Linked DNA regions of Homo sapiens: region 1 is linked to region 2. The links are chromatin contacts, found by Hi-C or POLR2A ChIA-PET in ENCODE. All regions are on one chromosome and are shown on one strand. The core of a region is the stretch at or near the end of the contact, and the rest is flanking DNA. Distances in the headings are between cores, read along the strand shown. Region 1 overlaps CREBBP (CREB binding lysine acetyltransferase). Region 2 has its middle 17 kb from the start of DNASE1.

Region 1 (4,842 bases), core at 2,100-4,599, 220 kb before region 2:
GGTGGACATTTAGGTTATTTCCAGTCTTGTCTTCTCACAAACAGTGCTTTAATGAATAGCCTTGTAAAGTTATGCGGACAGGCAAATCTATGGAACAGATTCATAGAAATAGAATTAGTGGTTAAAAGGCATATGCATTTATAGTTTTGATCATAGCAAATTTTCCTTCAAGAGCCTGTGTGTTGGTAGAGTCTTAAAATGTGAAAGGCAGCACATATATTCTCCAGGTATACATTGCTAGATGTGTTGCAGATATTCTTTTTTTTTTTGAGACAGAGTCTTGCTTTGTCGCCCAGGCTGGAGTGCATTGGCACGATCTTGGCTCACTGCAGCCTCCACCTCTCAGATTCAAGTGATTCTGGTGCCTCAGCCTCCTGGGATTACAGGCATGCACTACCATGCCCCGCTAATTTTTGTATTTTTAGTAAAGGAGGGGTTTTGCCATGTTGGCCAGGCTGGCCTCGAACGCCTGACCTCAGGTGACCTGCCTGCCTTGGCCTCCCACAGTGCTGGGATTACAGGTGTGAACCACCATGCCCAGCCACGGATATTCTTTATCAGCATAGTCTATGATGAGTAACACTAAGGTTGTTCTTCAGCTTGTGATTCTCCATCATGTTGTGCTTCTCAGTTGTTTCTGAATTCTCTCATTTTATGGTGTACCTTTTTATTATTATTTTGAGTCAGGGTCTCACTCTGTCACCCAGGATGGAGTGCAGTGACGTGATCTTGACTCACTGTAGCCTCCATCTCCTGGGCTCAAGCAGTCCTCCCACCTCAGCCTCCTGAGCAGCTAGGACTATGGGCATGTGCCACCATGCCTGGCTAATTTTTGTACTTTTTTTTGTAGAGACCGGGTTTCGCTATGTTGCCCAGGCTGGTCTTGAACTACTGGACCCAAGCAGTCCCCCTGCCTCGGCTTCCCAAAGTGCCAGGATTATAGGTGTGAGCCAACATACCTGGTACTGGCATACTTTTTGGACTTAAGGCATTCATTTTCTGTTTGTGGCTCTCAAATAGCCCACACGCCTCCACGCGTTGTACATGGACTGGCACTTCCAAGTCTGCTTTCACGTCTGGAATATGCTCTTTCCCCCTTTCTTGACTTCTTGTTGCCGCCTGCCAGCTACATCTCACAGCATTTGGGGCAAAGGACCTGGTCTCTGGATGTCTGTTTGCTTGTTCTTACAATATGGCTGGGGAATCTGAGGTGGCTGGGAATCTGGGGTCTGGGGCTGCTTCTGCAAAGGCTAGCTCCTAGCTCAGCCCCCACATTCTTCTTCCTCCAGGACTGTTCTTGGCTGGAGAATCCTCTCCCTGTAAGCAGGGTGGATAGGCAGCTGACTGTAGCACCTCTCCGGGGTCTGGTGCCCCTCTCAGCTGTGGTGGTGGTAAACAACCCGTTTTTGCTCCCCTGTCCCAGATGATTGGGCTAACGTGCAGGGGCTGCTGGGTCATTACTGTGTTCTGGTGGCAGCTGGCTGCTATGACAGGCACCTTCCATTCCACCCTTGTCCCCACCCTTCAGGGCTGAGGGAAGCAGCACGCAAACCATGTTGAGGAAACTAACGTTGTCTTGGCTGTCTGGGAATGGCACTTCCCTGTGACTGCTAAGTGCACCAAATAAAAATAGACTTGGCTGCATTTCCAGGACAGTTTAGGGTCCCAGGTGACAAAGAACTTTGAATAAGGACTGTCTAGGGTTTTTTGTTTTTGTTTTTGTTTTGAGACAGAATCTTGCTCTGTCACCCAGGCTGGAGTGCAGTGGCGCGATCTCGGCTCACGGTAGCCTCTGCCTCCCGAGTTCAGCAATTCTCCGGTGTCACCCTCCTAGGTAGCTAGGATTACAGGCACCCACCACCACGCTCAGCTAATTTTTGTATTTTTAGTAGAGATGAGGTTTCACCATGTTGGCCAGACGGGTCTTGATCTCCTGACCTCAGGTGATCTTCCTGCCTGGGCTTCCTAAAATACTGGAATTACAGGCATGAGCTACTGTGCCTGGCCCTGTCTTGCTTGGGTTTTTTAAATGGAAGGTAAATAGTAATCATTCAGCGAAGCAGGATGTTTTTTGATACCTGATACAGAGTACAGCCATCAAGTGCATTTGAGAATGAATAAAAAAGCTAAAATTTTATAATCAATTATGCAAAAGTAGATTTTACCTTTTCCAGGTAGCACTCTTGAATATTGTATTAAGTGCATTTTGATAAATCAGTATTTCCCTTCTGATTCACATTACAGTTTCTAAGGTTCTGTAATTTTTATTGCAGTTAGTTTAACCTGATACCATAGCTTGATTTATTTCCCCTTAATTCAAACTTTGAAGTTCATCATGTTTCCATGTTAAATGAACTTACTAAGCACATTTCCGTGTAAAAGAGTCCCCCTGGATGGACCCTTCTGTGACATGAAGAATATTTGTCCTGTAATTTAGCTTTCAAATAAGAGGCAAACTCTGAGCAGAACTTCAGAGGGAAAGGACACTGAGAAAAGACAGTTCCAAAGAGGCAGGGACGGAAGACAGCAAGGCAGGCAGGCAAAGCTGGCTGCTCTGCCGTGGGGAGCTTCAAGGGAAAAACTTCAAGATGGCAGGAGCCCCTCGGTAGGTACGAATTCGATACAGTGGGAAGGGCGTCACTTTGGTAGGTATGTGGATCTGATACAGTAGGAAGAACCCCACTAGAATGTCGTATATGAAGAATGGACTTCTTGGGGAAGGTCGTTGTTAATGTCCACTTAAATATCGTTCATCATACAAAACACAGCATATGACAGGAAAACAAGAAAACCCAAATTCTAAGCTCTAGTATAAATGTAAGTGCTGTGTTGAGGGTTTTAAGACAATTCGGTTTATTAAACCCAAATTTAATAACCCGAGATTGTGTCACTGCACTCCAGCCTGGGCGACAGAGCAAGCCTGCCTACCGTAGTGAGGCCCTTCCCACCGTATGGAACTTGTACCTACCCTGGGGCTCCTGCCATCTTGGAGCTTTTCCCTTGAAGTTCCCCACAGCAGAGCAGCCATCTCTGCCTGCCTGTCTTGCTGTCTTCTGTCCCTGCCTCTTTGGAGTTGTCAGTGTCCTTTTCCTCTAAACTTCTGCTCAGAGCCTCTTATTTGAAGCCTTTCCTACTTTTGTTCACTGCCTTATTCCACTTGGCTGTAAAATATGACATACGTGTTAATTTAAGTTTGTGGCTTGGTGTCCATTGGCTGTCTTCCTCAATTAGAGTACAGTCCTCTGGGGAGGCCGACTTCTATTCTATCTCAAACCCAGCCGGTCCTGCACCGAGTGAGGGCCCCTGAGCAGTGACTCGCTTCCTTCTCCTGGGGAGGAGAGGGTGGGGGCTGCCGGCCGAGCTCTCTGGCTCTTCAGCAGATCAGTGATTCTGAGGAGGGGCAAGACTTACTCAAGATAAGATCACTGTTCAGAATGAAGTACAACCTCATTGTTCTGTTCTAATTAGGGATTGGTGTGTCTGCATAAAAGAAGCCTGAATTACGGAAGATTTTAGAAGGAGGTTGCTTTAATTATTTCCTAATAGTCATTGTAAAAAAAAAAAAAAAAGTTAGATGTCTTTTGGGAACTTGTTTAAATGCCTAGATAAAAATTACTTACGATGGCATAAATATTAATAAAACAGCTTTTCTCTTTCTTTTTTTTTTTTTTTTTTGGTATAGAGAGTTGTTCCATTATATTTATTTGCATAATCCCCAAGAACTTTCAAAGCAAAGTAACCTTTAATTCTACTAGAATTGCCACAGATCAGCAGGGATGAGTTTATTAGCAAGTCACTACCATTGATAAGTGGCGGCTGTTGAGCGCCTGCTCTGTACCAACCCTGGAGTGCCAGGTTCTTAAAGGCTTTGGCTGGTTCAGCCCTCATAGGTGCCTTGGGAGATGGGATTGGGACAGTGATAGTAATGACTAATATTTTTTGAGTCCTTACTGCATGCCAAGCTCAGTGCTAAATGCTGTATGGTTTAATTCTTTCATCAACGATCCTGCGAAGCAGGTGCTACTGTCCTTTATTTTATTTTATTTATTTATTTTTTTGGGACAGAGTTTTGCCCTTGTTGCCCAGGCTGGAGTGCAATGGCGCGATCTCGGCTCACTGCAACCTCCCAGTGATTCTCCTGCCTCAGCTTCCCGAGTAGCTGGGGTTATAGGCACCTGCCACCACGCCCAGCTAATTTTTTGTAATTTTCAGTATTTTTAGTAGAGACAGGGTTTCACCATGTTGGCTAGGCTGGTTTCGAACTCCTGACCATAGGTGACCCACCTGTCTGCCTCCCAAAGTGCTGGGATTACAGGCATGAGCCACTGCACCCAGCTGTCCTTCCATTTTAGAGCTAAGGAGGGGTACACAGGGAGGCAGTAGCTGTGGTGACAGCTGTGATCTGAACCAGGGCTTGGTTGAGTACTCTTCTCACTACACCAGACTGCACTTCCTGTGTCCGTAGTGTCTAATTAGTAATAGATCAGTAAACACACCGAGAGCGTAGTGTGGCCTCCAGGTCATTTAACAATAATAATAACAACACTGTGAATCCTTCCACCACTCTCTAGATTCCTCATCTCTAGGAGTGAACTTTTCCAGGATGCTTTGCCCTTGCTGGATCAAGTTTTTTGTATGTAGTTTTTTTCCTTCAAATTTTGTTTTAATTAACAAATAAAAATTGTATGTATTTATCATATACAACATGATGTTTTGAAATATCTATACATTGTGGATTGGCTAAATTGAGCCAATTAACATGTGCATTACCTCTTCCTGTGTCCGTTAACTTAGAAATTAAAAATTCTTTTTGGAGCCACAGTGGCACATGCCAGCAGTCTT
Region 2 (4,714 bases), core at 1,116-3,615:
TAAGTCAACTGCAGACTAAAGCAGCACTGGACCCACTGAAAAGTTCAGAAGTCTCTAAAGGATCGCTGCTTCCAAGGGACTTAACTGCATTCCAGACCCAAACCCAACATTATTCAAAGGAATTCAACAAAATTCACCAGCCAATAATTTATTTCATTTTTTGCAGAGACAGGGTCTCACTATGTTGCCCAGGCTGGTCTTGAACTCCTGAGCTCAAATGATCCACCTGCCTCAGCCTCCCAAAGTGCTGGGATTACAGGCATGAGCCACCACACCGGGCCTGGCCAACAATTTGAAATTCACAATATTCAGCATCCAATTTAAAAAATAACCGGGCCTATCAGTCAGGGTCCCACCAGGGGACAGAAACCACATGGTAGCTTAAACAAGGGAAGTTTAGCATAAGAATTATTAACTATTTACAGGGAGTTGACTAAGAGGGAACAAAAGAGAAATCCACAGAACATCCTAGAGTAAAGGGAGGTAACTAAGGGAAGGATTCAGACCTAGGAGAGGGTGTGATCAAAAGCACGCACTAGATGATGACGTCGACTGGGCTGTCCCAGGACAGAACTGAGGGCCAAGAACCACGTGCGAGGACGCTAACACAGTGAGCTGGAAGGCTGCTTGAGGAGTGCTGGAAAGCCGGGGGGTTGGTGTGGGGGTGCTGTTGAACTCACCAGAAAGCTGCCAGGCGGCTAGCTGGGGTGCTATGGGACCTGCCTGAAAGCTGCCTGAGCACCCTATATGTCCCACATACCAGCTCATGTCACAGACAGCTGTAAGCAAAGCACAAAGAACCAAGAAATGCCCTTTCCTCTCAACGCTTTCCACTGACAAAGACCAGCATGGGGCAAGGGAGAAATGTTCCAGTATCACAAGTGGCAATGAAGGGTGGATTTAGAGTTGAGACGCAATAAACTGATAACTGCTATAACAGACATGCAAGAAAGAGAGGAAAATATGACCTATAACCATACACAGTCAATAGAAACTGACCTAGAAACGACAGAGATAAAGGAACTAGCAGACAAGGACAATAGTTCGGCATATATTTAAGAAGGTAAAGGGAAACATGAGCATGATGAGAACACGGAAGATATAGAAAGATCCAAATGGAACTTCCAGAGACAGTAAAAACAAAACCTGAAATGAAAAGATGCACTGGATGGGATTAACACCAAATAAACACTGAAAGAGAAAAGATCCATGAATTTGAAGACATAGCAATTGAAACTACTCAAATAAGGCAGAGAGAAAAAATTATTGGACACTATCAAGCTGTCTAATGTGCACATAATTGGAAGTCCTAGAAGAAAAACAAAGAGGAGACAGAAATATTTGAAGAAATAAGCAAAATTTCCCAAATATGATGAAAACTGTCAATTCACACATCCAAGAAAGTCAATAAAACCCAAACAGAGGCCGGGCGTGGTGGCTCACGCCTGTAATCCCAGCACTTTGGGAGGCCGAGGCAGGCGGATCACGAGGTCAGGAGAACAAGACCATCCTGGCTAACACGGTGAAACACCGTCTCTACTAAAAAATACAAAAAATTAGCTGAGTGTGGTGGCGGGCGCCTGTAGTCCCAGCTACTCGGGAGGCTGAGGCAGGAGAATGGCGTGAACCCTGGAGGCGGAGCTTGCAGTGAGCCAAGATTGCGCCACTGTACTCCAGCCTGGGCAATGGAGCGAGACTCCGCCTCAAAAAAAAGAAAAACCCAAACAAAATAAACCTGAAGAAGACTGCACCAAGACACATCATAATCAAGTTGTAGAAAACCAGTGTTAAATTAAAAAGTCTTAAAAGCAGTTAAGCTAAAAAGCATATTATGTACTGATAAATATAGGTAAGAATGACATGATACTTCTGCTGTAAGCGGAAAGACAAAGAAGTAACATCTTTAAAGTACTGGGAAAAACACACACACACACACACACACACACACACACACACTCACAAAAACTGGTCAACTGGAATTATTTTTATCTACCAAAAATATCATTAAAAAATGAAGGCAAAGGACTTTCATTCTTCAGTGAGGCATGTCAGGAGCTTAGAAGTTGTCACTACCATCCTTACAAGAAACAACACTGAACTGGCAAACAACCCCTTTTAGCTGCATCAGAGAACTGAAGTTACAGGGCAAATGACTGCCCCCGACACAGGAGACATGTCAACAGGGTGAACTGGAGCTTACCTGAGCAGGAGCCCAGGAGTGGAAACGAGGGTAGGAAAATTTACACAGCAATTCATGAACTGCTGGAGACTCAATGTGGACTTTACCTCCATGAGCCCTACCAGACTCTCACAGTCAAGATCAGAGAAAGATCCTCTCATACTTCTGGCGGGGGAGGGGGAAAGCAGCCATGTGGACTATGTCTAGAGCTTCCTGTTCTTAACAAGGCCTGTCCTCAAAGGAAACTATTTTACAAGAGCCTAACTTAATTAGGTTTTATAAGATCCTCATCAGCCTAAGGGAAAGGTTGACCCAACTTAAGCACCCCTAAGCCTTCCACAGGCAGGAAAGAAAGGGCCTAACTCCAGCCCCCTCTCCCTTCCTGTTTCACCTAAGGAGGCAAAAACCCCAAACTGAGAAGTGCTGGTAAAAGTCACAGGCCAGGGGCACAGGCTCACAAAAAGACTGAGACCTAGTCACAGGACTTAGGACACTTCCCCTCCTTCCCACCACATAAATAGGGCTCCTATATAATAACAAGAGAATAGAACGGAAAAACCTGCATATCTCAGACTTTATTTAAGAAGTCTCTACGGAAACCCAAGGAAGGAAAAACAGACCCAGGAGGAAATTTTAGTTCTGACACCTATAGTTACAGCAAACAGCAGACAGAGCCTAACGCCTAGCCAGATAAACTAAAAAACTCACACCAAAGGCTGATTTTCCTCAGTTACTTCCTTTTCTTTTCTTTTTTTTTTGAGATGGAGTCTCATTCTGTCACCCAGGCAGGAGTGCACTGGCTCAATCTCTACTGACTGCAACCTCTGCCTCCTGGGTTCAAGCGATTCTCCTGCCTCAGCCTCCCAAGTAGCTGGGATTACAGGCGCCTGCCACCATGCCCAGCTAACTTTTGTATTTTTAGTAGAGACAGGCTTTCGCCATGTTGATCAGGCTGGTCTCGAACTCCTGACCTCAAGTGATCAGCCTGCGTTGGCCTCCCGAAGTGCTGGGATTACAGGCATGAGCCACTGTGCCTGGCCTGTTTTTTTTTCTTTTTTTCCCCAGACAGAGTCTCACTCTGTTGCCCAGGCTGGAGTACTGTGGCATGATCTTGGCTCACTGCAACCTGCACCTCCCGGGTTCAAGCAATTCTCGTGCCTCAGCCTCCTGAGTAGCTGGGATTACGGGCGTGTGCCACCATGCCCAGTTAGTTTTTCTATTTTTAGTAGAGACGGGGTCTCTACGTTGCCCAGGCTGGTCTTGAACTCCTGGGCTCAAGCGATCCTCCCCGCTCAGCCTCCCAAAGTGTTGGGATTACAGGCGTGAGCCACCATGCCCGGCCTCCTCAGTTCCTTTTAACAAGTACATCAAGTCCGGTTTTCAACAAAAAAATTACAAGGCATACTACGATTAAAAAGCAGACTTTGAAGAGATATAGCAAGCATCAAACCCAGACTCAGAAATAGCAGAGATGTTAGAATTATCACAGCTAACAACTCTGATTTAAAACAACTATGATTAATATGCTAAGGGCTCTAATGGAAAAAGTAGATGATATGCTAAAACAGATGGGTAATTTCAGCAGAGATAAAGACTCAAAGAATCAAAAGGAAATGCTAGAAACAAAAAAAACTAAGAAAAGTGAAGAATGCCTTTGATGGATTCATCGATTAGATACAGTCAAAGGAAAGAATCAATGAGCTTGAAAAAAAATGTCAGTAGCAACTTCCCAAACTGAAACTCAGAGAGAAAAGAATGAACAAGATGGAACAGAATATCCAAGAACTGTGGGACAATTAGAAAGGCATAAATATGCATAATGGGAATCCAGAAGATGATGACAGGCAGAAATGAGCAGAAAAAGTATCTGAAACAATAATGAACTGAGAATTTTCCAAAACTGATGACAGATGCCAAACACAGTTCTGGGGAGCTCACAGAATACCAGGTAGGATAAATAGCAAAAAACAAAAACAGAACAAAACTACATGTAAGCATACAATAAACTACAGAAAATCAAAGACAAAGAGAAAATCTTGAGAGAAGCCACAGGGAAATAAATTCCTTTCCTATAAAGGAGTAAGGATAAGAATTACATCACACTTCTTTGAGAAATTATTCAAGGGAAAACAGTAGAGGGAATATTTATAGTGTTGTAAGGAAAAAAAAAAAACCCTATTAACCTAAAAATCTGTATCCAGTAAAATTACCCTTCAAAAGAGAAGAGACTTTCTCAGAAGAATAAAAATTAACAGAATCTGTCATCAGTAGACCTGCCTTGCAAAAAATATTAAGAAGTGTTTGAGAAAGAAGGAAAATAATACAGGTCAGAAATAAAGACCTATAAAGGAAGAGCATTAGAGAATAAATAAGTGAAGGCAAAATATTTTACTTTTCTTACTTTTTTTTTTTTTTTTTTTTTTTGAGACAGAGTCTGGCTCTGTCACCCAGGCTGGGGTGCAATGGTGCGATCTTGGCTCACTGCAACCTCTGCCTCCCAGGTTCAAGCAATTCTCCTGCCTCAGCCTCCTGAGT

The links. Hi-C counts contacts between places; a loop is a spot of excess contacts on that map. ChIA-PET counts read pairs that join two places held with the same protein, here RNA polymerase II (POLR2A). Pooled maps may share reads with other maps.
Region 1: a loop to region 2 is called in a pooled map, with 1.9 times the contacts of the local background. The contact joins two enhancer-like sites. A Hi-C loop is called at or near these places in 6 of 37 single-sample maps with no recorded cell type and 4 of 50 pooled maps. POLR2A ChIA-PET finds 5 or more read pairs at or near these places in 8 of 52 experiments (BJ, OCI-LY7, Panc1 and 5 more).

Annotation. Positions count from the first base shown.
Region 1 is chr16:3,860,486-3,865,327 of GRCh38, reverse strand. All of the region lies in intron 1 of CREBBP (CREB binding lysine acetyltransferase), which reads left to right. Among named protein-coding and RNA genes, the nearest start is that of CREBBP, 18 kb to the left of the region's middle. Within about 2 kb of position 3,349, at least 8 of the 41 ENCODE cell types and tissues checked have a DNase peak (open chromatin) inside an H3K27ac peak, as active enhancers do; they include OCI-LY7, where a contact is called at or near this core.
Region 2 is chr16:3,635,347-3,640,060 of GRCh38, reverse strand. It overlaps a transcript of DNASE1 not described here. Among named protein-coding and RNA genes, the nearest start is that of DNASE1, 17 kb to the left of the region's middle. RefSeq lists an enhancer at 2,402-2,451. Within about 2 kb of position 2,365, at least 9 of the 41 ENCODE cell types and tissues checked have a DNase peak (open chromatin) inside an H3K27ac peak, as active enhancers do; they include OCI-LY7, where a contact is called at or near this core.